6 separate regions of the Homo sapiens genome follow, and regions 1, 2, 3, 5 and 6 are each linked to region 4. A link is a contact called in ENCODE Hi-C or POLR2A ChIA-PET data. All regions are on one chromosome and are shown on one strand. The core of a region is the stretch at or near the end of the contact, and the rest is flanking DNA. Distances in the headings are between cores, read along the strand shown.

What was found. A loop is a pair of places that touch in the nucleus more often than their neighbours do. ChIA-PET counts read pairs that join two places held with the same protein, here RNA polymerase II (POLR2A). Pooled maps may share reads with other maps.
Region 1: a map with no recorded cell type shows a loop between it and region 4 (5-fold over the local background). The contact joins the enhancer-like site here to the promoter of RHBDF2 in region 4. A Hi-C loop is called at or near these places in 4 of 37 single-sample maps with no recorded cell type and 3 of 50 pooled maps.
Region 2: a loop to region 4 is called in a pooled map, with 8 times the contacts of the local background. The contact joins the promoter of SEC14L1 here to the promoter of RHBDF2 in region 4. A Hi-C loop is called at or near these places in 2 of 37 single-sample maps with no recorded cell type and 6 of 50 pooled maps. POLR2A ChIA-PET finds 5 or more read pairs at or near these places in 2 of 52 experiments (H1 and activated CD4-positive, alpha-beta T cell).
Region 3: a pooled map shows a loop between it and region 4 (7-fold over the local background). The contact joins the promoter of FBF1 here to the promoter of RHBDF2 in region 4. A Hi-C loop is called at or near these places in 6 of 50 pooled maps.
Region 5: a loop to region 4 is called in a pooled map, with 10 times the contacts of the local background. The contact joins the promoter of SNHG20 here to the promoter of RHBDF2 in region 4. A Hi-C loop is called at or near these places in 4 of 50 pooled maps. POLR2A ChIA-PET finds 5 or more read pairs at or near these places in 3 of 52 experiments (GM12878, H1 and activated B cell).
Region 6: a pooled map shows a loop between it and region 4 (7-fold over the local background). The contact joins the promoter of TEN1 here to the promoter of RHBDF2 in region 4. A Hi-C loop is called at or near these places in 1 of 37 single-sample maps with no recorded cell type and 10 of 50 pooled maps. POLR2A ChIA-PET finds 5 or more read pairs at or near these places in 1 of 52 experiments (GM12878).

What each region holds. Positions count from the first base shown.
Region 1 is chr17:77,463,888-77,468,508 of GRCh38, reverse strand. All of the region lies in intron 3 of SEPTIN9 (septin 9), which reads right to left. Among named protein-coding and RNA genes, the nearest start is that of MIR4316, 69 kb to the right of the region's middle. RefSeq lists enhancers at 999-1,751, 1,752-2,503, 2,455-2,584, 3,185-3,244. Within about 2 kb of position 3,083, at least 26 of the 41 ENCODE cell types and tissues checked have a DNase peak (open chromatin) inside an H3K27ac peak, as active enhancers do.
Region 2 is chr17:77,138,468-77,143,142 of GRCh38, reverse strand. SEC14L1 (SEC14 like lipid binding 1) reads right to left here and starts at 2,174. Exons shown (of 17, transcript NM_001143998.2): 1 at 2,036-2,174; 2 at 393-497. LOC105371901 (a long non-coding RNA gene) reads left to right here and starts at 1,704. Exons shown (of 5, transcript XR_934988.3): 1 at 1,704-1,787. RefSeq lists silencers at 1,402-1,696, 1,861-2,310, 2,321-2,530, 2,681-2,890.
Region 3 is chr17:75,939,172-75,943,398 of GRCh38, reverse strand. FBF1 (Fas binding factor 1) reads left to right here and starts at 2,357. Exons shown (of 30, transcript NM_001319193.2): 1 at 2,357-2,551. It overlaps ACOX1 (acyl-CoA oxidase 1), which reads left to right. Exons shown (of 14, transcript NM_004035.7): 14 at 1-1,892. RefSeq lists an enhancer at 2,139-2,208 and a silencer at 2,319-2,588.
Region 4 is chr17:76,500,086-76,504,774 of GRCh38, reverse strand. RHBDF2 (rhomboid 5 homolog 2) reads left to right here and starts at 3,352. Exons shown (of 19, transcript NM_001005498.4): 1 at 3,352-3,422. RefSeq lists enhancers at 2,935-3,074, 3,425-4,094 and a silencer at 3,125-3,764.
Region 5 is chr17:77,085,736-77,089,982 of GRCh38, reverse strand. SNHG20 (small nucleolar RNA host gene 20) reads right to left here and starts at 1,340. Exons shown (of 3, transcript NR_027058.1): 1 at 1,034-1,340; 2 at 712-830. It overlaps MIR6516 (microRNA 6516), which reads right to left and starts at 566; the gene lies at 486-566. It also overlaps a transcript of SEC14L1 not described here and SCARNA16. RefSeq lists enhancers at 859-968, 304-1,238, 1,159-1,468, 735-1,934.
Region 6 is chr17:75,976,960-75,981,462 of GRCh38, reverse strand. It overlaps TEN1 (TEN1 subunit of CST complex), which reads right to left and starts at 2,223. Exons shown (of 4, transcript NM_001113324.3): 1 at 1,952-2,223. ACOX1 (acyl-CoA oxidase 1) reads left to right here and starts at 2,297. Exons shown (of 14, transcript NM_004035.7): 1 at 2,297-2,498; 2 at 2,770-2,929. The coding sequence starts at 2,390. TEN1-CDK3 (TEN1-CDK3 readthrough (NMD candidate)) reads right to left here and starts at 2,246. Exons shown (of 10, transcript NR_037709.1): 1 at 1,952-2,246. RefSeq lists enhancers at 1,735-1,834, 1,956-2,539, 2,405-2,634, 2,540-3,123 and a silencer at 2,255-2,324.

The DNA of each region.
Region 1 (4,621 bases), core at 1,834-4,333, 960 kb before region 4:
CAGTAAATGCTTGAAGTCTTTGTTAACAAAACACACGCCCCTAACCTACTCTTCAGCTTCCATCCACGCACAGCCTCTCTGGCTGCCTTTCAGCTCTTCCAACAAGGCTACCCACAGAGGTCCTCCCTGCCGGGACCATCCCTTCCCCATGCTGTTCCTAGAACTCCCACTTGTTTTCCCGGGATAGCTCATCTACACTGGGTTCCTCAGTTTTTGTTTTGTTTTGTTTTGTTTTGTTTTTTTTGAGATGGAGTCTCACTCTGTCGCCCAGGCTGGAGTGCAGTGGCACTATCTGGGCTCACTGCAAGCTCTGCCTCCCGGGTTCACGCCATTCTCCTGCCTCAGCCTCCTGAGTAGCTGGGATTACAGGCGCCCGCCACCACGCCCGGCTAATTTTTTATATTTTTAGTAGAAACGGGGTTTCACCGTGTTAGCCAGGATGGTCTCGATCTCCTGACCTCGTAATCCGCCCGCCTCTGCCTCCCAAAGTGCTGAGATTACAGGCTTGAGACACCACGCCCAGCCTAGGTCCCTCAGTTCTTACACACGTGGCCCTCCGATTGCTGTCTGGGGTCTGTCGCATTCACTACCCACAAAACCTTACACGTCCGAAGCACCCAGTAAGACGCTGTGAATGAGTGAATGAATAAATGAATGAATGGCCAGTCTGCTGTCCTTTCGTCCGGCCCCTCGTCTCTCCCAGACCAGCATGGGGGCAGCCACGGTTCCCGTCTACCCCGGTAACACCGCTCCCTCTGTGCCGGCCGCGCTGGCCAGAGTCCTTTCCCACGGCGTCTCCGCGGCTTCGGTGTGTGGCCGCCTGTGAATGAGACTCATGATTTCCGGCTTCCACCATCCTTCTGGAGCCACAAAGCATTAAGGCGGAAGGATGGATGGGCTTCCTGGGACAGCCGGGGTGGGAGGCCGGTTCAGGAAATTTTCTTCAGGAAATGGTCAGTGTGGGATGAGGCGCCCGGTGGGAGGGGAGTGGAGTGGGGACTTGGGGCCTGGCTGTTCTGCAGCCAGGGACCCTAATCCCCACCCTCTTCCCCGCCCACTCCCCAACCCCAGTGCTGGGCTCAGGGCCCCTGGGGTCTCTCCCAGGAACACAGAAGACACAGTAAGGACCAGGGACACAGGACAGGCAGAGCCCATGGGCAGGAGGCCTCCAGCCAGTACACCTGAGCCTATGCCTGGCTCCAACCAGACACTGAGACCTTGGCCAGGCCACTCCCCACGCTGAGGCAGGGGGGCCCCTTAGAGGCCACTGGTCCCCAAGCACCGCGTGGAAGACATGCCACGGAGAGCTAGCATCTTCTGAGACACCAGCAGAAGGTCAGACGTCTCGCGGCCCAAGGATGACTTGGTCCCAGCGTCTATCCATCTGCCGTCCTGCATGAAAAGCCTGACGTGACATGGCCGGCCCCAGCGGAAGAGTGATTCGGGAACCGGCAGAGCGGATTTAGTAACTGGCAAACTGGATTTAGTAACTGAGACACTGCCAGGGGCTTGGTAGAAGTCCTCTAATGTACCAGACCCAGCCCTGACCCCCACAGAGCCCAGCCGAGCACTAAAAGGTGCAGAGGCCGAGCTGAGCACCAGGGGAACACTGACCCCAGGGCTGACCGGTGCTGTGCGTGCACTCTACAGTTTACAGACGGCTCACATTTACTCGATCGCATCTGACCCTCTCCTGCGAGGCCTTCCTCAGATTCTCCGTTCCCTAAAGTCATCAGTTGTGCCTTCTGAAATCAGAGCAAAGTAATAAAACTGCAGTAATAGCGTGTTCTTATGAACGCTGTGATGTTAGCTGGTTAAATGAGGGAGCCCCCAGGGTCTCCCACACTGCCCCGACCCTGTGTGCCTTCTGGTCCTGGCCTACCCTCCACACCTCCTGCTTCTCTTCTTTCTCCTCCTCCCGAGGACCCAGGGCCTGGGGTTGACCTACTGTGGGACTCCAACGGTGACCTCCTGGAAGAAATGCCCGCTTCTTCCTTCCACCCAGTAGTGACCCCTGGCTCGCTCACGCTCACGCAGCTAACACAGGCAGCAGCCGGAACCTGGAAGCTCCTGGGGTGGGAGCCTGTCCCCTCCCAGGCCCTTCCAGCCCGAACTCCGGGAAGGAGCTACATTCATATGGTAATTTCTCCCAAGGCTGGGAGGGGGAAGGGGCCTGGCCCGGGCCTGACCACTTTCCTGAGGCTGCGCCCACTGGGCCCTCCAAGCCAGCTGGGCTCCTCGGCTGCATCTCTGAGGGATGGTAACAGACTACAGTGCAAACTGCCTACCGGCTGGCTGGGCAGTGGGTGCCCAGATGCGGGCCAGGGCCTTCGCTTTACAGGCTGTGTGGTGGTTTAAAGTGGGCACTTTCATGGGCACACATTTGTGTTACAGTTTACTCGTGTGTGTGTGTGTGTGTGTGTGTGTGTGTGTGTGTGTGTGTGTGTGTGTGTGACAGTCCAGAAACATGGTAACTTATAGCTTCCCCAAGACGTTGGCCCTGGGAGACCTGCCCACCTGGGGGCCCCAGCACTTCCAGCCTCCCCCAGGAAGGTCTTGTCTCCCTTGGTTTGAAGTTGGCCCCAGGGAAGAATCCTCTCAGAAAAATAAAAGTCACTTCCCCCAGCCTCAGCCCAGCCTCCTTCCAGGGGTGAGTTACACCAAACTCACCCTCTCCCTCCCCTCCCACTTCCTCTCTCACGCTGCAACTAGCTGCAAGTGGCTCACCCACCCAGGCCTGCCAGTCTACCACAGAAAAGACACTCGAACTTTGCATTTCCCCTTTCTGACTTGTTCTGGGCTCCAACAGGCAAAGGAAACTGGAAGTCAGCAGCCAGGACCCAGCTGCAGGCCCCCGGGGTCACTCTGCGTCCCCACCCCAGCCCCACCCATCCCTGCGTTGATTCAATGTCCATTCATCCTAGTTCATGGAGCGAGGCCTGGACTCAAGATAAAACAAAGGGGGCTTTGGCCTCCTGGGGCTCACAGTGCCCGGTGCCGGCGAGACAACCTCAGAGCACAGCACAGAGAAATGGCTGCGACACGGACTCGCAGCACCTGGCTGGCCAAGCACAGCAATGCACCCCCACCAGGCCTGGGTCCCTCAGCAGACACATGGCTTAAAGGCTGGTTGGCTAAACCACATGATCTTGCAATTACCCAAGAGAAATGAAAACATGTTCACACAAAAACCTGTAGACCAGCACTCACTGCAGAATTCTTCACAACAGAATTATGCCAAAAAGCAGAAACAACCCAAATGTCCATCAGCAGATGAAGAGATACACAGTGTGGTCTATCCACGATGGAATATTATTCGGCCATGAAAAAGAATGAAGCACCAGCACCTGCTACAATGTGGATGAGCCTTGAAAATATTCTACCAAGTGAAAGGAGCCAGACACCAAGGCCACATACTGTACGATTCCACTTATACAAACTATCTAGAACAGGTGAATTCATAGAGACGAAGGCAGATGAGCGGTGGCTAGGGGCTGAGAGCCCGGAGTTGGGAATGGGGATTGGCTAATGGGGGCAGGGTCTCTTTTGGGGATGATGAAATGTGCTGGGATTAATGGCGATGGCTGTGTAACTGTGATGGTTAATTTCCTGTGTCAGCCGGGCGCAGTGGCTCATGCCTGTAATCCCAGCACTTTGGGAGGCTGAGGCGGGTGGATCACGAGGTCAGGAGATTGAGACCACGGTGAAACCCCATCTCTACTAAAAATACAAAAAAAAAAATTAGCCGGGTGTGGTGGTGGGCACCTGTAGTCCCAGCTACTCGGGAGGCTGAGGCAGGAGAATGGCGTGAACCTGGGAGGCGAAGCTTGCAGTGAGCCAAGATCGCGCCACTGCACTCCAGCCTGGGCGACAGAGCGAGACTCCGTCTCAAAAAAAAAAAAAAAAATTTCTGTGTCAACTGGACTGGGCTATGGGGCACCTAGGTAACCGGTCAAACATTATTCTGAGTGTGTCTGTGAAGGTGTTTTTGGATGAGTTTAATATTTAACCCTTTTACCTTTTAGAAAGTTCAGCTCACTGCCAGCACTCACTTAATTTTACATAAACACGCTCTTTGAGGCTGAAGCAAATCTGACTGGATGCTCTGTGTGAAAATTAAATATAAAAACTGGCCAGGCGTGGTGGCTCACGCCTGTAATCCCAGCGCTTTGGGAAGCCGACATGGGCCAATTATTTGAGGTCAGGGGTTCGAGACTAGCCTGGTCAACCTGGTGAAACACCGTCTCTACTAAAAATACAAAAAATTAGCCACGTGTGGTGGCAGGCACCTTGTAATCCCAGCTAAACTCAGGAGGCTAAGACTGGAGAATCACTTGAACCCAGGAGGCAGAGGTTGCAGTAAGCCGAGATCGTGCCACTGCACTCCAGCCTGGGCAACAGAGAGAGTCCGTCTCAAAAAACAAAAAAATTAAAAAGAAAAAAAATTTTTTAAATTGTTCCTGCAGTTATTTCTAAGCAAAACAACAGAGTCATCTGAGTCGTCTATTCTGGAAAAATCAGATTCATCAAATGAATCTTCAGCCAACAACTGATCAAGAACAATGTTAACATCACTTGTAGGAATGCTGTGTTCTCTAGGATTTGACATTTTCAGCGATCG
Region 2 (4,675 bases), core at 925-3,424, 640 kb before region 4:
ATTAGCTCTGGGAAAACAAAAATAAAACTGGAAAAAAATACTACTGTATCTCAAACTATGGAATACTCCTCAAAAGCTAGCTTCAAAGGAAACGTGTCAATTCCTATTTTCTAACTGTGTACACTACAGCTTTGGCGACCTGTCTTCGAGTGGCAGAGATGCCAAGTATTCTGGCTAAACAGGCTCCACTGAAATCTCTAGCCTCAGATAGCTAATATCCGTAAGTAATCGGTTAAATGTTCACACCTAATTCACAGTCAAGGAGCCCTCCTTATGGGTGCATAATCATTCTCTAGCGCCAGCCTACACGGATTGCTCTAAAAACACACCTGGACTTGCCAGTCCTCTGTCTCCCCTATTTAAAGTGAGAAAGAAAAATCGAATGAGCCTACCTGTCTTGTTGAGGATAATCATTAAGAATGGTACTTTATGCTGAACATGGTGAGAGGATATTCAAACATACAAAACTGAATATCCTCAAGGAGCCCGAAGTCTAGCTGTTAAAAAAAAAAGAGAGAGACAAATTACCAAGATGTATTTTATTTCAGAAACTTCCAAGATTCCTTTTTTTTTTTTTTTTTTTTTGAGACAGGGTGTCTCTCTGTTGCCCAAGGTGGAACACAGTGGCACAATCTCCACTCACTGCAGCCTCCACCTTCTAAGCTCAAGTGATCCTCCTGCCTCAGCCTCCCAAGTAGCTGGGACCACAGGCACGCACCACCATATATATTTTTTGTAGAAGGTTTCCCCATGTTGCCCAGGCTGGTCTCAAACTCCTGGGCTCAAGGGATCTGCCCACTTCAGCCTCCCAAAGTGCTAGGATTATAGTCATGAGTCACGGCGCCTGGTATAGAATTCCCATCTATAGTACTAAGGTTTAAACAGGTTTGGAACTTTCTCTGGTATGTCTGGCATACCTCTCAGAGGAGAGGTCATGGTGGAAAACATCGCCATCTGACAGTGTGAAAACGGCTAAGGAATGACTCTGGGTGACCACGAGTAAGCCATTTGACTTCCCTAGGACTCAGTTTCATCTCTGTAAAATGAGGTTTTCGGGGAGATGATCTTGAAAGACTTCCACCTCTAAAACCATGAGAATGAGAGCCAAACTCCCAAGTTCTCCAAACTCAACTTGAAGCTTTTCTAATATTCATCTTGATTATGCGACTGACACATCCTGATGTGCTGGGACCACGTTCTTTTTCTTTTGCAAACCTTACAGTGTTGGTGCACAGTGGGAATCCAATCATCTTTTAAAAATTTAATTGGGAATATTAATTTTAGGGTACTCTCCCAGATATGAGGACGATAACCGGGTACAAACAAGAGTTGGGGGAAGAAGCAAAAAAGCGTAATGCTCGTTTAAGAAACGGTAACATCCATTCAGGATTCCACCGCCTGGCAGAACTGGCTACACTCACTTAAGAACCTGCTAATTCACGAGCTTGTGAACCACAGCCAGGTCTCAGCTGCCGATGCTCTGGTCCAGATAAACGCCCTACGCGGGCATCCGGAGTGACAACGACCAAGTGGCATCCAGGAGCCGGACGGCCTCCATTGCATGACAATCGCTGTTTAAACAGGAGCCAAAGGCCAGACCCACTGAACGCATCCCGAGCAGGCTCGAGGGGCGGCCGGCGCCCGGGGCTGCTCAGCAGGGGTCCCGCGCGGCTGAGCCCCACGGGGCCAAAGCCCCGACCGACGGGAGAGAGGGGCGGGCACTGGCTCCGGACCCGAAACTCCGCTCTCAGCAAAAAGCGGCTCCCGGGAACTGGAAGCCTGGCGAGGTGGGGGTGGGGGCGGGGGAGGGGGGCGAGGGGCGGCGAGGGGCGAGCAGGGGGGCGGAGGGCGAGCAGGGGGGCGGGGGCACGGCCCGTTTCGGGTGCCGGGCCGATGGCAGCCGGGGCTGGGGAGGGACAGGCTCAGCAAGCGGGCGGCCGGGAGTTCCGGGGGGCCCGCCCGAGAGGCGCCGGACTCCACGGAGACCGGGACCGGGGCGAGGGCGCACTCGGACCCGCCGCGACGACGCGCCTACCTCTTGTCAGAAAGGCCGGGCCTGGGACACGGGGTGGCGAGGGGCGCTCATACCGGCGGCTCCGCGGGGCAGTCTCGGTTCCACTGCTCCGCGACCGTAGCTCGACCGCCGGTTCCGGGGAGGGGGCCGGGGAGGCGGGAGGGGGAAGGGGCGCGGCGACGGCACTTGTGGTTGTTACGGGTGACGGGGTGGGCGGGGCCGGGCGCCGGGAGGGGCGCGCGTGCGCGGCCGCGGCCGAGGGAGCGGGGGCGGGAGCGGGCGATGGTTGCTAAGAAAGGGGAGGGGGGAGGACACCCGGGGCCCGAACTGCGCAGGCGCGAGCTCCGACCCGCGAGCGTGGGAGGAGCTCGGAGAAGGCGCCGGCCCCGTCGCACTGCTGGATGTGCCCGAGGTCCTCGTGGCCCCTCCCAGTTTTGCGTCACTTGTTGGGGGCGGGGCCGGGCTGGGCTTCGCGAGTAGCGGGCGGAGGCGGAGTGAAGCCCCAAGGGGCTGCCGGCGTGCAGGGGAGGGGTTCGGCTGAGCGGGAAAAGGGAAGTTTGCGGGAGGTCAAAACCACCGGGGCCCTCCCGTATGGCTGCTGCTCTGAGGCCTGCCTCTGGTCGCCCTGGCGGCTGCCCCCGTGCTTCCTCATTTCTTGTTGACTGTTCAGGAGCACCAGGCTGCTCGCGCCAGTGCCCCGACCGCATTCTCGCCGAGTAATGGGGAGGAGGCGGACGCCGGTGCTGCGCGGCCCAGGGCTCGGGAGGGCCCGGGTGAGCCCGGGTGGAGCCCAGCGGCATCCTTGTCAACACATCCAGACGGCTCTAGTGTCGGGCCGCGGGCTTGAAACTGAGACGCGCGCCCAGGGCCTGCCCCTCGGAAACGAGGGTGCCAAGGTGGGGCTGCTAAGTAGCTCCCGAATTTCAGCAGGAGAGCACCGTCCAGCCCCAATTTTCAATCCGGTACCACTGAGACATTTTGGGGTCCTTAAGAGGAGCTCATGACTAGAAAGGGGCACCTCGCATGCCCACCCACACAGCAAAGCTGGTTTTATAACCAACATGCAATTTCACTGTCAAAGTCACTGTTGTTCCGTTCACATTAGTCACCCTGAGTGGCTGTACATTTCATGCTGCCATTGGACAGAACGTTTTTGGACCTGTTTAGGAATTTCCATCAAAGCCAGTTTACCAGACACACAAGCAAATCATTCATGGCCTCATCACCCCTTGTGTTCCACGTCAAACCATCATCTTCCAGCTGGGTCACCTACATTATTCACTACATTCAGTCTGACTGGCTTTTGCTTGTTTGTAGAAATCACATCCACCGGCCGGGCGCGGTGGCTCACGCCTGTAATCTCAGCACTTTGGGAGGCCGAGGTGGGCGGATCACGAGGTCAGGAGATCGAGACCATCCTGGCTAACACGGTGAAATCCCTGTCTCTACTAAAAATACAACAGATTAGCCGGGCGTGGTGGCGGGCGCCTGTAGTCCCAGCTACTTGGGAGTCTGAGGCAGGAGAATGGCGTGAACCCTGGAGGCAGAGCTTGCAGTGAGCCGAGATCGCGCCACTGCACCCCAGCCTGGTCGACAGAGCGAGACTCCGTCCCAAAAAAAAAAAAAAAAATCACATCCACCTTCAAAAGACGCTTTAACGCCGTTGCGGTGGCTCACGCCTGTAATCCCAACAGTCTGGGAGACCTAGGTGGGTGGATCACCTGAGGTCAGGAGTTTGAGACCATCCTGGTCAACACGGTGAGACCTCGTCTCCACTAAAAATACAAAAAGTAGCCGGGTGTGGTGCCAGATGCCTGTAATCCCAGCTACTTGGGAGGCTGAGGCAGGAGAATCACTTGAACCTGGGCAGAGGTTGCAGTGAGGCAAGATCACGCCACCTGCCCTGCACTCCAGCCTGGGCTGGACTCCAGCAAGACTCCGTGTCAAAAAAAAAAAAAAAAAAAAAAATTCACCTGACCTGCTGAACTTCTAGATGCAACCACCAGTTTACAGGAAATACAGAATAGAGGAACATGCTAAATGACACCATGAAAAACAATTGGCAAAGTACAGACTGTGGGAAACGGTACAAGACAAATATATTCTTTATCAAATTCCAAAGGAAAAAAAGAGGGGAATGGTCAATCTATAGATTAAAAGAGATTGGGAAATTTGTTGAGCCATACATTCATTTATGATTTGCAAGCTTTTATATGTATATTATACTTCAGTTAAACATTTTGAAGAAAAAACAGACTTGAGACATCAACCAATCACAAAAAACTTTATTTCCATTTTTTTTTTCTTGAAACAGTCTCACTCTGTTCCCCAGGCTTGAGGGCAGTGGCATAATCATAGCCGTCTGCAGCATCATCACCTGGCCTCAAGTGAACCTCCCACCTCAGCCTTCTGAGTAGCTGTGACTACAGGCATGTGCCACCACGCCTGGCTACTTTTTGCTATTTTTTTCCTTAGGTTTTTTTTGTTTTTTTGTTTGTTTGTTTGTTTTGAGATGGAGTCTTACTCTGTTGCCCAGGCTGGAGTGCAGTGGCACGATCTTGGCTCACTGCAACCTCCACCTCCTGGGTTCAAGTGATTCTCCTGCCCTCCTGCCTCAGCCTCCCGAGTAGCTGGGATTACAGGCGAGTGCCCAGCTAATTT
Region 3 (4,227 bases), core at 1,108-3,607, 560 kb after region 4:
ACACCTGGCTAATTTTTTATTTTTTTTTATTTTTGGAAATAGGGTATGGCTATGTTGCCTTGGGCCCGTCATGAACTCCTAGCCTCAGGTGACCCTCCCACCTCAGGCCTCCCAAAGGGTTGGGATTACAGGAGTGAGCTACTGCACTGGGCCAACATGTTAATTTTTTTTTTTTTTTTTTTGAGATGGAGTCTCCCAGGCGGGAATGCAATGGTGCGATCTCGACTTCACTGCAATCTTCACCTCCCGGGTTCGAGCGATTCTCCCACCTCAGCCTCCTGAGTAGCTGGGATTACAGGCACCTGCCATCACGCTCGGCTAATTTTTGTATTTTGAGCAGAGATGGAGTTTCACCATGTTGGCCAGGTGATCTGCACTCCCACTCCCCCCACACTTCCCAAAGTGCTGGGATTACAGGCATAAGCCACAAGCCACCTCACCCAGCCAACATGTTACATCTTAATTCTTGGATTTTCTTCACTGCAGGGCTTTGGGTGGAGAAATAAAACTCTTCAAATGCATGATCTTGGAGATCCCTGTGAATCAATAATTCTTTAGACAACTGCGGCTCAAAATCCCTCCTTTCCCTTTTCCGAGTTATTCCATCCATCTTATTAGAAAGGAAGTGAATTAGGTGTAGGTGGTCTGTAACACCTGCACATCTTTTTATACGTGTAGAGGGTATGCCTGGGATATATAGGTTGTCTTCAAGCAGTAGCTGCTACTACAGCTAGAGAGAGGAGGAGTGCCAGGAAACTGATGACCTGAGACCAAGAGTCTTGTTGATGTTCTGACTTAGATAAAGGTTTTGATCATTTTCATGAAATAATGCAGGGAAGTCATTTCTGCTGTTTCTTTACTACTCCATTCTTGGAGGATTAGAACAAGTCACACTGTAATTGACTAAAACGACTTTTTATTTTAAAATATTGATGGTGGGGTTTTGCTTTTTTTTTTTTTTTTTTTTTTGAGACGTTGTCTTGCTCTTTCACCCAGGGTAGAGTGCAGTGGCGAAATCTTGGCTCACTGCAACCTCTGCCTCCCGGGTTCAAGCAATTCTCTGCCTCAGCCTCCTGAGAAGCTGGGATTACAGCGCCTGCCACCATGCCTGTCTAGTTTTTTTGTATTTTTAGTAGAGACAGGGGTTTCACCAAGTTGGCCAGGCTGGTCTTGAACTCCTGACCTCGTGATCCACCCACCTCGGCCTCCCAAAGTGCTGGGATTACAGGCGTGAGCCACCGTGCCGGGCCAGTGTTTTTAACTGTCCACACTTACTAAATTTTCCAGTACTTCTTCCTATGGTTCATGATAGTAAACACAGAAACATATAAGGAACATTATTAGAGTTACCAGATGTTAGCTGTTGCATATGTGCACATTCCTAGATTCAAGGGTGTTTTTGCCTTAAATTTAAGTGGGTCATTGGTTGTCTTGGGAAGATCATGGAAAATTCGGGATTTTTTAGAATTCTGAACCAAAATATGTTTTGAGTGTTTCTTAGTAAATGTGTGATCTTCCACCTTCCACATTCAGACTGCGGACTACACTTCATAAATGCCTTTTTATTTCCAGTTATGGATTCAACTAAATGACTGCCTTGGGAGCACATAATTACTTTGCTACCTTTTTCCCCCTTTGCTGTTGTGGCTCGAGTTTGGTTCTCACCTGAGAAGATGCATTGAGCATATGTTGTTACCCAGCCCTGGCTTAATGGTGTCCTGTGGGGTAGGGGTGGGAGGACGAGGGGCACGGGGCCAGAGCATGTGAATGGATCATGGTTGGACAGCTGTGACCTGCCAGCACTGCGGGTAAGCAAAACTACAAACCGTTCTTTCCTCTGTGACATTGAATAAACCTTAATAAAATTCATAATTAGCACATACTAGAAAAAATGTGACTTAATCTTTTTGTGGGGCGACAGTATTGGGTTTCATTCTGGCTATACAGCTTTGATTGGATCATTAAACAGGTCAGTCACTTCCCTCAAGCTTTGGGGTGTGGAATAAACACCGGTGAATTTGTGGATTCACCCGTCAACCTCCCAATATCAACACATTTCTCACGCCTCCGCGTCGGCCACGTGTCAGCCCTCAGAAGTGGGCAGGAGGAACTTTTAAGCTTCCCGGCAGTTCCCAAGAGGGCCTTTGAGCCTGGCGCCCTCTTCCCGGAGAGGCGTTGGGGCAGCTCCTAGCAACGTGCCCGCCGCCGGCAGAAGCCCGGCCCCGCCAACTGCCGCGCGCGGCTCCCTGGGAGCTGTAGTTCTTCATGGCGTCCCCACCTCCTCTGTGAGGGCGGGTGAGTCGACCGCCGACTGCGACTCCCAGGATGCCTCGCGCCCGCCTTTCCGCGGGAGGCCAGACGGCTGAGGGTGCCGGCAGCGGCTGGAAGCGGGAGGCCAGTCCTGGCCGGGCTGGGCGACCCGAATGGAGCCAGGGCCGGCGCTGGTCCCAGCGGCCGCACCTCCGGGGGCACGGCGCGTAACAGGAGGCTTCCGGGGCTGAGAGCGTTACAGGCTGCGCTCCGGGGCCAGATAGGCCGGGCGCTCAGAAGGGTGACGCATTGAGGGGCGCGGAGTCTCGGGACGGAGGGGCGACTCCGGCTAGGGGTCTTGCTTAGGGGTGGTCTCGGGATCTGTAAAACGCCTGGCATGGAGTCGGCTGAATACATGTGGGGACGGGGTTACTCTGTAGCCCTTTGGCCTTGGCAAACCAAGCCTAGAAAATCCCCATAGTCTGAGAAGCCCGTACAGGATCGATAGGAGATGCCAGAAGTTCCTTGATGTGTTATGGGACACATTTGGACTTGTAGGTCGTGAAGTCGCCATTGCAGAGAAAAAGAAACAAGGCCGGGCACGGTGGCTCACGCCTGTAATCCCGACACTTTGGGAGGCCAAGGCGGGAGGATCACTTGAGGCCAGGCGTCTGGGACGACCCTGGGCAACATAGGGAGACCCCCGTCTCTACAAAAAAAATTTTAAAATTTGCCGCACATGGTGGCGTGTGCCTGTGGTCCCAGCTGCTAGGGAGGCTGACATTGGAGGATCGCCTGAGCCCAAGGAGGTCGAGGCTGCAGTAAGCTATGAGAGCTGTGATCGTGCCACTGCACTCCAGCCTGGGCAACAGAGCGAGACCCTGTCTGGAAAAAAAAAAAAGAAAGAAGGCCAGGCGTGGTGGCTCACACCTGTAATCCTAGCACTTTGGGAGGCCGAGACGGGCAGATCACGAGGTCAGGAGTTCGAGACCTCCTGGCCAACAGTGAAACCCCGTCTCTACTAAAAATACAAAAATTAACCGGGCATGGTGGCATGTGCCTGTATTCCCAGCTACTCGGGAGGCTGAGGCAGGAGATTCGCTTGAACCCGGGAGGCTGAGGTTGTGGTGAGCCAAGATCGCACCACTGCACTCCATCCTGGGCAACAGAGCAAGACTCCGTCTAAAAAAAGAAAAAAAAGAAAACACATGTATTCAGGGTGGGCTCTGTAGGTAAGCCCAGATAACCCTTGCATTCCAATAACAGGACAGGCCAATACTTGGGACATAAAGAGGACCCCTCTGACTCCTTTCTTCCAGGACATCCTGTAGGTGGGTTTTGGTAAAGTGGAGGAGGGGGAGGGAGACAGCTAATTCCGAGGAAAATGTTCTCAATGGGTCAGATTTACTGCCTATGTAAAGGGAAATATTTCCACTGTCAGTGAAAATCGTGTTGCTGGACGTGGTGGCTCACACCTGTAATCCCAGCACTTTGGAAGACCAACGCAGGAGGATTGCTTGAGCCCCAGAGTTCAATACCAACCTGAGTAACACAGTGAGACCCCGTCTCGAAAAAAAAAATTTTAAAAAGAAAAAGAATATCAAAGAGTAACCAGAGTTCATACCTGCTTTTGTGCTAAATGCTGCCTAGAAAGTAGTCATGGGTGTTGCCTGGGAAAGGGTTTCAGCCTTGGTGCCAGGCACCCACCTCCTTTCTGAAATGAGTACTTGCCACTTGCTGCATCGGCTTTCAGGGTAAGGGATGATGGCCACTGCCCTTTTTTCAAGTAATCTCAAAGCCTCAGAAAGCCCATTAAGTTATCCAGAGCACGTTTTTTTTTTTTTTTTTTTTTTGGAGACAGAGTCTCGCATGTTGCCCAGGCTGGAGTGCAGTGGGGCGATCTCGGCTCACTGCAACCTTCTCCTCCTAGGTTCAACCTAGTCTCCTGCCTCAGCCTCCTGAGTAGCTGAGATTACA
Region 4 (4,689 bases), core at 2,103-4,602:
GCCTGTAATCCCAGCTACTTGGGAGGCTGAGGCAGGAGAATCGCTTGAACCCGAGAGGTGGAGGTTGTGGTGAGCCGAGATTGCGCCATTGCACTCCAGCCTGGGCAACAAGAGAGAAACTCTGTCTCAAAAAAAAAAAATTAGTTGGATGTGGTGGCGCATGCCTGTAATCCCAGCTGCTCGGGAAACTGAGACACGAGAATCACTTGAACCCAGAAGGCCGAGGTTGCAGTGAGTGGAGATTGCGCCACTGCACTCCAGCCTGGCGACAGAGCGAGACTGCGGTTCAAAAATAAATAAATAATAATAATAAATGAAATAGTGTCTGTGAAAGCATGTTTTAAAGGAGGGGACACAAGCAGAAAATATGAGGGTGCAATTTCCTAGTTGAAGAATGCCTCATGGGCTCCCCCTTGCTTACAGAAGAAAGTAAAAACCCTTATCCAGACACACAGCAGCCTCCACCCTGAGCCCCCGCTGCCTCCCCAGGCTTCTCCTGTCCTCCTCCTCACACAGCCTGCGATGTAGCCAAGCCATAGCACCAGAAGCTTCCCCACCACAGCCAGTTTCCCGGCTGTGTCTTCGTTCTTGTTCTTCCCACTAGAAATCCCTTTCCTTATCCCAATCTGTGAAGATCTTCCCTACACCTGTAGGTCCATAAAAATAAAAAAGCTTAGACGGTGTTTTTCACTTATTCTTTCTTTTTCTTTTCCTTTTTTTTTTTTTTTTTTTTTTGAGACAGAGTTTCCCTCTTATTGCTTAGGCTGGAGTGCAATGGTGCAATCTCAGCTCACTGCAACCTCTGCCTCCCGGGTTCAAGCGATTCTCCTGCCTCAGCCTCCCGAGTAGCTGGGATTACAGGCATGTGCCACCACGCCTGGCTAATTTTGTATTTTTAGTAGAGATGGGGTTTCTCCATGTTGGCCAGGCTGGTCTCGAACTCCCGACCTCAGGTGATCTGCCCGCCTCGGCCTCCCAAAATGCTGGTATTACAGGAGTGAGCCACTGCGCCCGGCCAACAGTGTTTTTCTTTAAGTTATAAAAGTAAAATATGTAAAGTGTAATCCCACCGATTTTGGAGGCCAAAGCAGGATCACTTGAATCCAGGAGTTTGAGGCCAGCCTGAGCGACGTAGTGAGGCCCCCCCCCACCGCCCACCACCATCTCTACAAAAAAAAAATTTAGTTAGCCAGAAAGGATGGCGTGCACCTATAGTCCCAGCTACTCAGGAGGCTGAAGTGGGAGGATCACTTGAGCCCCAGAGGTCGAGGCTGCAATAAGCCATGAGTATACTGTACTCCAGCCTGGGTGACACCAAAACCTTGTCTCAAAACAAAAACAAAGAGTTTAGACAGTGTTTCTCTTTAAGTTATGTAAGTAATATATGCACATGATACAAAATGAAAAGCAAGTGACTCTCTCCCCCTAAACCCCTGCAGGGTTACTCCACAGATATCCTTCCAGAAAGTTTGTATGGATCTACCAACATATATATGTCTGTTCTATTTAAATTTAGGTAAATAGGATTATACTAAACATGCAGCTTGCTTTTTTTTTTTTAACTTACTATAAGTTGGAGATAATTCCTTTCTCAGTACATGGATAGCTGCCTCGTTGCTTTTAACAGCTGTGTGACATTATCACAAGTTATACCCCTGGCCTATTTAACATTCTTCCCTCTCTGGCCTCACAGGTGCGTGTTGCTGCAGCCAAGGCTGTAATCAGCCTCCCTGCACCTATGTGGCCGGGCAGCACGCCATGTTTGCATGGGACAAATCCCTGACACCAGCTTAAGCACCACCATGAATCCCTCCCCTCCTGGGGACTCCTGCAGAGCTTCCAGTAGAGCTCCAGGAGAGAGAACCCAGCTCAGGCATTTGCAGCAGTGTTTGTTAGAGTCTAAAGTCAGATCATGACCGAGTTTAAACCCCAGCTGCTCCCCTCACATCTCCCTCTGCCTCAGTTTTCTCATCCCTAAAATGGGGATGATCATAATGGTACCCACTTCATAGACCTGTACTGCGGATTATACAGACTAAAGCACTTTGGAATGGCTAGCTGCTCTCACCCTTCCTGTTACAGTATTGAGTTCCAACGTCTCCCTGTAGAATGCTGGCACTTCGTGGGCAGGCCCTGGTTTTGTTCCTCTCTGCACATAACCCCAGGATGTGCTGGTTGCACAATAAATGGTCCCTTACATTTGTTACTAGGAGCAACCCCCACCCCAGCTTTGGCCCACTCCCCCTCCTTCCAGCCTGTGCCCTCCTCATGGCCCCAGAGCTGGGGAGGAGAGATGCATCTCTCAGGATAATCTCCAGCAGCCAGGTGCTCCCCACCTCCACCCAGGTCAGCAATAAACACCAGAGTCCTTGGGTTGGGGGGCAGGGTGGCTCAGGAGCTCTCTAAGGGCCAGAGGTTTTGCCTTGGCCCTGACAACCCCACCCCCACCCCTCCAAGCCTGAGTCTCTTCAAACTCTGCTCCTCCTGGCCTAGCCAGGCCTCCTGGAGAGGGACGGCGAGATGATAAGCGCTGGGGCTGAGAACGGGGCATCCAGACCTTGGAGTTCGGTCCTAGCTGCCCTGGCCAAGGTTTTGTTTGTCTAGTCCCAAGAGGCAGGCCCTTGGAGTCCAGGGAAGAGAGAAGGAACCACCTGGGCAGACAGACCCAAGCCAAGGGGCCAGGTGTCGCCAGCGTCCCCAATCTCCAGTCTGGCTCTGGCCCGCATGGCAGCTGGAAGGGCCAGAGCTGGGTGGGTTCTGTCAATGCTTCTACGGGGTGTGTAGGGGGTTGGCAGGAGTCACAAATGTTGGCCTTAGCTGCAGGGCAAATGCAGATAGGACCTCCACGGAGTGCCTGTTCCCAACCCAAGGGCACAGCAGAGCTAGGAGAGAGGCCTCAGGGTCCAGGAGGGAGAGGAGGTGTTCAGGCCCAGCTTCCCGGAGAGAGTGTGACTACAGACTAAAAGGGTCAAGGGAACAGGCCCACTTGGCCTGAGGATGAGGGCGCTGGAAGAAGGGGATGGGAGATTGGGTGCTTTTTCTTGATGGGGAGGGGCGACTTGAAGACGGCAATCAAGACCTAGATGACGTGTTTGGTCTGGGGTGGAGTGAGGACGCCAAGAGGGAAAGGACGGCGCCCTGAAGAGACCAGCTCAGGCGAAAACAGGGCTCTGCCCAGGCGGGGACCCAGCTGGGTGGAGGGCGGAGGCAGGAACCCAGGAAGCCGACTGAGCAAAGACTGCGTCCAGGCCCCGCCCCCATGAGCCCGGCCACGCCCCCTGGAGCCCAGCCCCGCCTCCCGGCCGCCCGCGCGCAGGTAGGGAAGAGGCGGAGCGCCGCCGCCCCGCCCCCGAGGAGCCACCGCCCAGCCGCTCGCAGGCGCCGCACGGAGTTGCGTCCCGGGGACTTGGGGCCGCAGGGAGGTGAGCGCGGGGCGACGAGCGGGGCAGGACTCACGGCCGCCCAGCCGCAGGCGCCGGAAGGGTCCCGAGGTTGTGCCCGAGCCTGCCCTGGAGCGGTGGTGCGCGGCCAGGAAGGGTGCCCAGTGCCCGGTGCCCGCCCTGCGGAGCGCCTGGGTCCCACGTGGGCTCGGCTGGAGGCCCGGGCTGGCTCAGACGGCGCCGGCGGGGCCGCTGGACCCGGTCTGCTGGCCCCTAGGGCTCGGCTCGGACAGGACGCCTAAGGGGTCCCTGGGCGACGGGGCGCCAGATGTAGGGGCAAGACGATTGGGCAGAGATTTAAACCTCCGGAGGAAGAGAGGAGACTGCGCAGGGCAGTCCCGCCTGCGTCCCAGAAGTGCCTGCAGTTCAGACCCTTCTCTCCCCTCCACTTTCTCCCGGGTGAGCACCGGGCGGACCGGGGCCGAAGTTTGTTGGTTGAGCCAGCCAAGGTGGAAACAGGTGCGGGGGTGGGGATGAGGGACTCACACAGCAGGGCTGGACCGGAGCTCAGAAATTGGACCCAGGAGTCCTGACTTCTGGATGGAGGGGCTGGGGAAGGTTGGCCCTGGGCTTGCCTTTTACCTGTTTGGCCCCTCGGATGTTCCCCCAGGGCATTGGGATAGAGACGGATAAGTTCCCTAGGGTACAGACCCCGCCCCACTCCCACGCCAGGGCGCAAAGGAAGCCTAGGTTTTGGCCCTGCCCCATTCCATGAAAGATTAACGGAGGGGGCTCTAGGGTTGGAGCTACTGAGAGGGTGGCAGCGGGTGTGTCTGAGGAGCAGAAGGCGGTGGGGAGCTGACCCCACTTGGGGAGAGGCTGCTGTTGCCTGGGCGGCTGGCATCAGGCCCCCAGTGTGTGCCATTTGCTGGTAATATAATGAGACCAGCATCTGCCTTATTCGACCCTCACTGTCCGTAGGGCAGGCAGTGGAAAGGGAGGCGTGTTTTAGAGCTGTGGTTCTCAACCAGGGGCGACTTTGCCTGCCATGGGATATTTGGCAATGTTGGAGTCATTTTGGGTGTCACACACTTGGGAGGGGAAGTGAGTGTTGTTGTTACTGGCAGGTAGTGGGTAGAGGCCAGGGACGCTACCAGACATCTTCAGGGCACGGAACAGCCCACATAACGAGGAATTATCCAGCCCAAGGTGTTGGGCTGTGCTGAGGCTGAGAAACCCTGCGCAGCAGCTGGTCCATCAGGTTCCTTCTCAATGATGCTCCCTCACTGGGGAAACTACCTCAGTTTTC
Region 5 (4,247 bases), core at 91-2,590, 590 kb before region 4:
GGTGTGTGTGATCTCGGCTCCCTGCAACCTCTCCACCTCCTGGGTTCAAGCGATTCTCCTGCCTCAGCCTCCTGAGTAGCTGGGATTACAGGCACATGCCACCATGCCCAGCTAATTTTTTGTATTTTTAGTAGAAATGGGGTTTCATCATGTTGGCCAGACTGGTCTCGAACTCCTGACATCAGGTGATCCACCCGCCTCGGCCTCCCAAAGTGCTGGGATTACAGGCATGAGCCACTGCACCTGGCTGAATTATGCCCTCTTAAGTGTGATCATTTAACCTTGTCTCCCTAACTGGGTTGTAGTTCCCAGAGAACAAGGGCCATGACTGTTTTCTTCATCTCTGTATCCGTAACATTTAACATGATGTCAGGCCAATGTATCAACAAATGTTTATTGAATGAAAGACATGACAGTAACATTGTTTATGAAGTTTTGAAAAGCAAGGGCTCTCTGATACTAACTACAACCATTTTCTTTAAACGTAGGTCCTGTTTGCAGTATCATACATGATCATCAAACTGCTGCTAGAATGCTCACACCTGTTACTGCAAATTCAAAACCCAGGAAAGACTTCTTCCGGGAATTTACTTTAGGTCAGGGTTGGGCTGCCTGGTACCATGCTGCACCCACAACTTGGCAGGCTCAACAACACAGGAGCCTTTCCCCAGACCGTCTGACCTGAACACTTTGTCACCATGCTTGACATACCTGGATGCCCTGCTGAGGTCACTTCGAATGCTCTCATCAACGAGGGGCAGGAAGAAAATAGTGGTTGCTGCATGTTTTCAGCCAATCGTCGGGGGATATTTCTCATTTTCTGTTGAAACCTTGGGGGAAAAAGTAACATAATGTGCTTTAAAAGGACAAAAGTCATTCGACGCTTACCACACTCCTAGAAACCTGGGCTAACCCAGCCAGGGACCCCAATGCTTTTCTGCTGGCTACGGGGCCTCCCTACAGCTCCTCATTCCAATTTCGGTGGCTGTGTGCGGACCAAGTTCTCTTTTGTCGCCTCCCGTCCAAGCCCTACTTGCGATGGGAGAAGCCGTCCCCGAAATCCCGGGCGCCGTGGAGGGGGTCTGGTCTCTGGGTCTCTGGTCACCCGGTCAGTGCCTCCAGCCCCCGGCAGAGCTCTGTTATCGTCCCGGGGCGAGCCCAATTCCGCAGGCTAGGGCCGATGGCGGCGGAACTGTGGTCAGGGCTGCCCTGAGTCATCCTGCGGACTGCGAGTCGGCGACCACCAGGAGGCGAGAGCGGGTTTCCCCTCCAACAGGCCAAAGCACGTGTCTCCACTTACTTCCCACTCCCCTGGGCGGAAGTAGCTCCGTCAGCAACTTCCGGCCGGAAGTGATAACTTACCATAGAGATAGCAGCTAGAGAGTCGATGACTTTGGATCTGGGTCATCCAAGCCGGACTTAAAGGGGTCGCAGCCCGCGCGGTGTGATTAATGGGGACTAGAGCCTGGGCCAGAGGGGAGGGCCCTGGAGCGAGGGAATCAGAAGGAACATCCCATTTCTTGAAAGCCCGCTGGGTTCCTGGAGCCGTGAAAGCATTATCTCTCTACTCCTCATGCAACCCTCTGAATTAAGTGCAAAGACCACTCCTGTCTTGTAGATGAGAAGTGGGGCGCTCCGGAGATGCTTGGTTACTTTTCCAAGCACAGCCGGCCAGGAAGTGGCAGAGCTGGGTTCACACCTAAGTCATTTCTGCTCCAAACCCAATGCCCTTTCCACCACCCCAGGTGGCAGGAAGGAGAAAGCTCAAGAGCAGAGGGGCTACGTGAAGATGCAGGCCGTCCTGGCCTATTGGGATACCCCCTGAAAAGCCTATTGCTCCAAAAGACCTGGTAGATTCCCGACAGTTCACTGTCTGTGGGCACAGGAAGCAACGAACAGGAATCTTGCTCTGAGTCTAATCCCACAACCAAGGAAGAATTGCTGGACCTTGTCTCAGAGGCGTTTGAACCAGAGCAACTCCATCTTGAATAGGGGCTGGGTAAAATAAAGCTGAGACCTACTTGGATGCATTGCTAGGTCATACAGCTCATAAAGACCTTGCTGATCAAACAGGCTGCAGTAAAGAAGACGGCCAAAATCCTCCAAAACCAAGATGGCTATGAGAGTGACCTCTGGTTGCCCTCACTGGTACACGCCCACCAGCGCCATGACAGTTTACAAATGCCGTGGCAACGTCAGGAAGTTACCCTACATGGTCTAAAAAGGGGAGGCATGAATAATCCACCCCTTGTTTAACATATCACCAAGAAATAACCATTAAAAAAAAAAGGCCAGGTACACTTTGGGAGGCCGAGGCAGATGGATCACTTGATGTTGGGAGTTCGAAACCAGCCTGACCAACCTGGTGAAACTCCATCTCTACTAAAAATACAAAATTAGCCAGGTGTGGTGGCACACACTTGTAATCCCAGCTACTTGGGAGTCTGAGGCAGGAGAATCGCTTGAACCCAGGAGGCGGAGGGTGCAGTGAGCCAAGACTGCACCACTGAGGCCAGGCATGGTGGCTCGACCCTGTAATTCCAGCACTTTGGGAGGCCAAGGCGGGCAGATCACCTGTGGTCGGGAGTTTGAGACCAGCCTGACCGACATGGAGAAACCCCGTCTCTACTAAAATTACAAAAAATTAGCCAGGCGTGGTGGTGCATGCCTGTAATCCCAGCTACTTGGGAGGCTGAGGCAAGAGAATTGCTTGAACCAGGCAGGTGGAGGTTGCGGTGAGCCGAGATTGCGCCATTGCACTCTAGCCTGGGCAACAACAGAGAAACTCCGTCTCAAAAAATAAAATAAAATAAAATAAAATAAAGACCGTGCCACTGCACTCCAGCTTGGGTGACAGAGCGAGATTTTTATGACCGCACCTCCTTCACAATGTCTTTGAGTTGTCTCACTCACATTCAACAATACATACTGTTAGTTTTATTAACTTGGAAATATTTAACTTACATTTTTGTTTTGATGGAGGAGCTACAGTTCTGTTTTGTTTTACCATATTTCATGAGTTTACATAAGAATGAAAGGATATAATTGTATAATCAGCTTAACTGGAGTAAACAGGTTTGTAAACAACGCAAGTGGCTTCAGGCAGGCATTGGGCTCACCTGGTTGGAGCAGAAGCCGGGTGCCCCAGGAGGGGAGCCTCCAGGTTTCTTTTGTGTGGGTGATCCCCGTCAGTACCACTTGGAGTGGGAGAGGGACTTTTCTCAAAGGAAGCAGGGGTGAAGGCGTCCTGGACAGGCGAAAACTACAGGCGTCTACTACATGGCCCTACCTCTGCCCCCTGGTGGTGGCTCTTGGTGGCGCTGCTGACCACAGGTGATGTTAGAAACAAGCCAGCCGTGCACCTAGCAGGTCTTCTCCGGGGCTGCCTGTCTGACCTGCAGGATAGAGTCCACACGATTGCTTTCCCCCTCTTTTTCCATTTCTGCTTCATTAGGAAAAAACAAAACTCAACAAATCACCCTTACCTGTCCTGGCCCTGTTGATCTGACCGCCTTTCATCACCTTGGTGCCCACACAGACCCCTGCTCCAGCCATTCTGCCCAGCCCAGCTCCCAGACACTCCGCGCATCCGCACTCCAGCAGAGCACACCTGCCCTTTGAAGCCAGCTCTGGTCCCAGGTGACAGTTTCTTCTCACATGCTCTCCGGTGCCAATTGTTTGACATATCCTGTGTCCCCTGGGCTATTTGTTACACACCTTTCGATGAACACATCTGGTCTCTGTTGAGTGGGGCTGTTCTCTCTAAAGGCAGGGTGTTGTCAGCATCCTCAGCCTTATCGGGAAGATGAGGTCTGCAGCAGGAACCTTTGCCCCCACCTCCCCAGACGAGAGAGGATGAATCCCCCGGAGCTGGGAGGGCTGCAGGAAACAGAGATACACATCTCCTTCCTGGCCAGATGCTTGCTACATCACAGACCCTGCCAGCAGGTCCTGGCACTGCTGCCAGAGAGAATGTGGTGAGAGGCCAGGCATGATGGCTCATGCCTATAATCCCAGCACTTTGGGAGGCTGAGCAGGTGGATCACCTGAGGTCAGGAGTTCAAGACCAGTCTGGCCAACATGGTGAAACCCTGTTTCTACTAAAAATACAAAAATTAGCTGAGTGTGGCAGTGGGTGCCTGTAGTCCCAGCTACTCAGGAGGCTGAGGCAGGAGAATTGCTTGAACCCAGGAAGGGGAGGTTGCCGTGAGCAGAGATCGCACCATTGCACTCCAGCCTGGGTGACA
Region 6 (4,503 bases), core at 974-3,473, 520 kb after region 4:
GTAATCTCAGCACTTTGGAAGGCTGAGGCGAGCGGATCACATGAGGCCAGGAGTTGGAGACCAGCCTGGTCAACATAGTGAAACCCTGCCTCTAATAAAGACACAAAAATTAGCCAAGTGTGGTAGTACATTCCTGTAGTCCCAGCTACTCTGGAGGCTGAGGCATGAGAATCATTTGAACCCAGGAGGCGGAGGTTGCAGTGAGCTGAAATCATGCAACTGCACTCCAGCCTGGGTGACAGAGGAAGACATCATCTCAAAAGAAAAAAAAAAAGCGTTAAAGTCACAGAAGAAAAGTTCTTTGTTCTATTCTTGTAATTCTCGTGTAAATTTGAAATTATTTCAAAATAAAAACTCAGCAAATTTAGCTCTTCATCTAAGTCTTTTCTATTCAATGCTAAGTACACCCCTTATCATTGTTACATTAAGAGCAATTGGTTTCCTAGAATATTAGAACTAGAAGGTCAGCTGTCAAGCAGCCATTTGTTCACTCCACAAAGATTTCCTGAGCACCTTTAGCGGGGCAGGCACTGTGCCAGGTACAGAGAATAAACTAGACACCCTCTCTGCTGTTGAAGGGGCCTGAGATCAGCAGCTTAATAAGACAAATGAGGATCCTGAGGTCCTAGGGGTTAAGAGTGTGTATTATAGTTCTATTATTCAAATTATGAATGTTATGCATCTCTCGTAGTTTTACTTCTGAGAAAACCAAAGTCATAGTATTACACAGACTACAGACAGGCTAGGCGCAGCGGCTCACGCCTGTAATCCCGGCGCTTTGGGAGGCCGAGGCAGGTGGATCAACAGGTCAGGAATTCGAGACCAGCCTGGCCAACATGGCAAAATCCTGTCTCTACTAAAAATACAATTAGCTGGGTGTGGTGGCGAGCCCCTATAATCCCAGCTACTCGGGAGGCTGAGATAGGAGAATCGCTTGAACCCAGGGGGTGGAGGTTGCAATGAGCTGAGATCATACCACCACACTGCAGCCTGGGCGACAGAGCGAGACTCCGTCTCAAGAAAAAAAAAAAAAATGACTAGAGATGATTCAACAAATCCCTGAATCTCCCTTGTCTACAATCCCACTGGGCAGAACTGTTTTTGTTTTTTGTTTTTTTTCTGTAGAGACAGGGTCTCACTATGTTGCCCAGGATGGAGTGCAATGTCACAATCTTGGCTCACCGCAACCTCCACCTCCGGGGCTCAAGCCACCATCCCATCTCAGCCTTCAGAGTAGCTGGGACTACAGGCGCATGCCACTACACCCAGCTAATTTTTTGGTATTTTTTGTAGGGATGGGGTTTTGCCATGTTGCCCAGGCTGGTCTTGAACTCCTGGGCTCAAGTGATACGCCCGCCTCGTCCTCCCAAAGTGCTGGGATTCCAGGCGTGAGCCACCGCGCCCGGCCCTACACTAGGTTTTAACAGTAAGTGTGCATTTCCCACTTTGATGACGGTGATGGCGAAAGCAAAGAAGTCTGGATTCCAAGACCTCTAGTAACTGCCAGGTTGCGGGGGAAAATGTCTGGTTTCCCAGACAGAAGGCTTAGAGCAGCACCGCCCGCTTGGTCTCATTCTAAGTCCCCGTCCACCCCTTGAACAGCGCTCACAATCCCACACCCAGGGCCCCGGAACCCACGCCTCTGCCAGTAAAGACGCCATTATCTTAACAAAAGGTAACTGGAGCCTCTCCCCAAAGAGACTGGTTCCCGTCCCATTCTTCTCCAATCCGGGTGGATTTGGCAAAAGCCCAAGTGACCCTCCCTAGCAATTCCGCAAAGCCCCATCTCCCGCCCCAGACTCCAGAGTCTCCCGACCACTCTCATTTCGGAGAGGCCTAGGGGCACGGACCCGGAAGCGTGACAGAGGCCGCGGGGTAAGAGGGGGGCAAGTGCAGGCGCAATCCCTCCTCAGCCTCGTTGTCCCGCCCCCTTCCCAAGGCCCCAGCCAACCTGTTCTAGGCGTCGCCGGTCCTCGGATTTCTTCTTTCCGCCTCGCGTGGTCACGTGACGGGGGAGGGGCGGGATACAAAAAGTGCTTTATTTTCCCACTCCCCGGACGCCCAGCAGGGCAGTTTCTTGACCTTCGGAGCCCCTTTCCCGAGGATCCGCTCGGGAGCCTCCCCTGGCCAGGAGCAGGGGATTAGTCTGCCCCGCGACCGGCCCCAGCCACGACGCGGACATCGCCCCCTCTGTCTGGGCCGCTGTCACTCACGCGCCAAAGGGCCACGGAGAAAGAAGGGGCGGGCCGGGGCGGGCCGGGCGAGCGGAGGCGGGGACTTGCGCCGTCCTGAGGCTGCCTCCTAGGGTCCGGCCGGCGCTGGAGCTGCGGATTTAGATTGTCACTGCCACCTCGGTCGGTGCTTACTTCGCTGCCAGCTGGTCGTCGCCATGAACCCGGACCTGCGCAGGGAGCGGGATTCCGCCAGCTTCAACCCGGAGCTGCTTACACACATCCTGGACGGCAGCCCCGAGAAAACCCGGCGCCGCCGAGAGATCGGTGAGGGCGGCGGGCGAGACCTCCCTCCTTTCCCGAGAAAAGCTGGAGACTCCCTCGATGCGGAGTCAGGGGCGCTGTGGGGCCTAGGCCCTCTGGCCCAGCGTTAGGGGAGCCGGGACCCCCACTTCGAGGAACAGCCTGTGTCCCTGGTGGGGGGATATCGCCATTCCCCAGGTGTGTCCGCGACTCTGAAGCCTATTGTGATTCAGGGAGGGTGGAACGGAGGCCCGAGTGTCTGTCTGCCTTTTAATGCCCTTTAACCCCCTTTCAGAGAACATGATCCTGAACGACCCAGACTTCCAGCATGAGGACTTGAACTTCCTCACTCGCAGCCAGCGTTATGAGGTGGCTGTCAGGAAAAGTGCCATCATGGTGAAGAAGATGAGGGAGTTTGGCATCGCTGACCCTGATGAAATTATGTGGTTTAAAAAGTAGGTATGCCTTAGAACAGAGCAAGTGTTGTTAAGCCTAAACTTTACAGCTGCGGTCTATGGTGGCCTTTCATCACCGTGCTTGGTGTTTGAAGATGCAAACTGGCATATTTTCATGCAACTTTATAAAGTTATATGTGTGGCCGGGCGCGGTGGCTCACGCCTGTAATCCCAGCACTTTGGGAGGCCGAGGCGGGCGGATCACCAAGTCAGGAGATCGAGACCATTCTGGCTAACACGGTGAAACCCCATCTCTACTGAAAATACAAAAATTAGCCGGGCGTGGTGGCGGGCGCCTGTAGTTCCAGCTACTCGGGAGGCTGAGGCAGGAGAATAGCGTGAACTAGGGAGGCGGAGCTTGCAGTGAGCCGAGATCGCGCCACTGCACTCCAGCCTGGGCAAGAGTGCGAGACTCCATCTCAAAAAATAAATAAATAAATAAATAAATAAAGTTATATGTGTGAAAAATAATGTGATCACTTTTGTATCCAAGCCTTTTCGTGGGATGACGTGTTTGTAGAATGCTGATAATAAATGGAAATGCAGGAGTTTTTGTTCTCAAGAGTACAGTTTCAAGGATGTTGTAAAAGCATTGTTCTGCCCAAGCAACTCAAATTTGACTGATTTAAATGCAGAATCATTTTGCTCTTTGTAAGGAGGACTGCTAAAATTCTGAATCTGGGAGCATTTTTTTTTTTAGTTGCACGACCATTTAAATATTTTGGAGCAATAGCAGATTATATTATATGGTAGTGTGGACCTGGATGAAGAATGATCTGTGACGCCTCTGAATGAATAGAAAGTCTAAGAACCCAGTAGTTCTGAATCCATGACAGTGCTTGAATGGTTGTCTTGTGCATATGAGAGAGACGTCATAAAAACCTGCCTTGGTTCTAGTGTGGAAGAGAGTATATCCTTTTTTCAGACCATGTGTTTTGTTGTGTTTTTTGTTTTTGTTTTTGTTTTTTGAGACGGAGTCTCGCTCTGTCGCCCAGGCTGCAGTGCAGTGGCACGATCTCGGCTCACTCCAGCCTCCACCTCCCGGATTCAAGCGATTCTCCTGCTTCAGCCTCCTGAGTAGCTGGGATTACAGGCGCCCGCCACCACACCCGGCTAATTTTTGTATTTTTAGTAGAGATGGGGTTTCGCCATGTTGCCAGGCTGGTCTCAAACTCCTCACCTCGTGATCCACCCTGCTCCACAAGGAACGGTAAAAATAAATAAAAATAAGGACTTCGGGCCGGGCACAGTGGCTCATGCCTGTAATCTCAGCACTTTGGGAAGCCAAGGCAGGTGGATCACTTGAGGCCAGGAGCTCGAGACCAGCCTGGCCAAAATGGTGAAACTCTCTCTACTAAAAATACAAAAATTAGCCGGGCCTGGTGGTGCGCTTCTGGGGTCCCAGCTATTCAGGAGGCTGAGGCAGGAGAATCCCTTGAACCTGGGAGGCAAAGGCTGCACTGAGCCGAGATCACGCCACTGCACTCCAGACTGGGCAACAAAGAGAGACTCTGTCTCAAAAAAAAAAAAAAAAAAAAAAAAGACTTTTTTGCCTTAACCTAAACAAACACTAT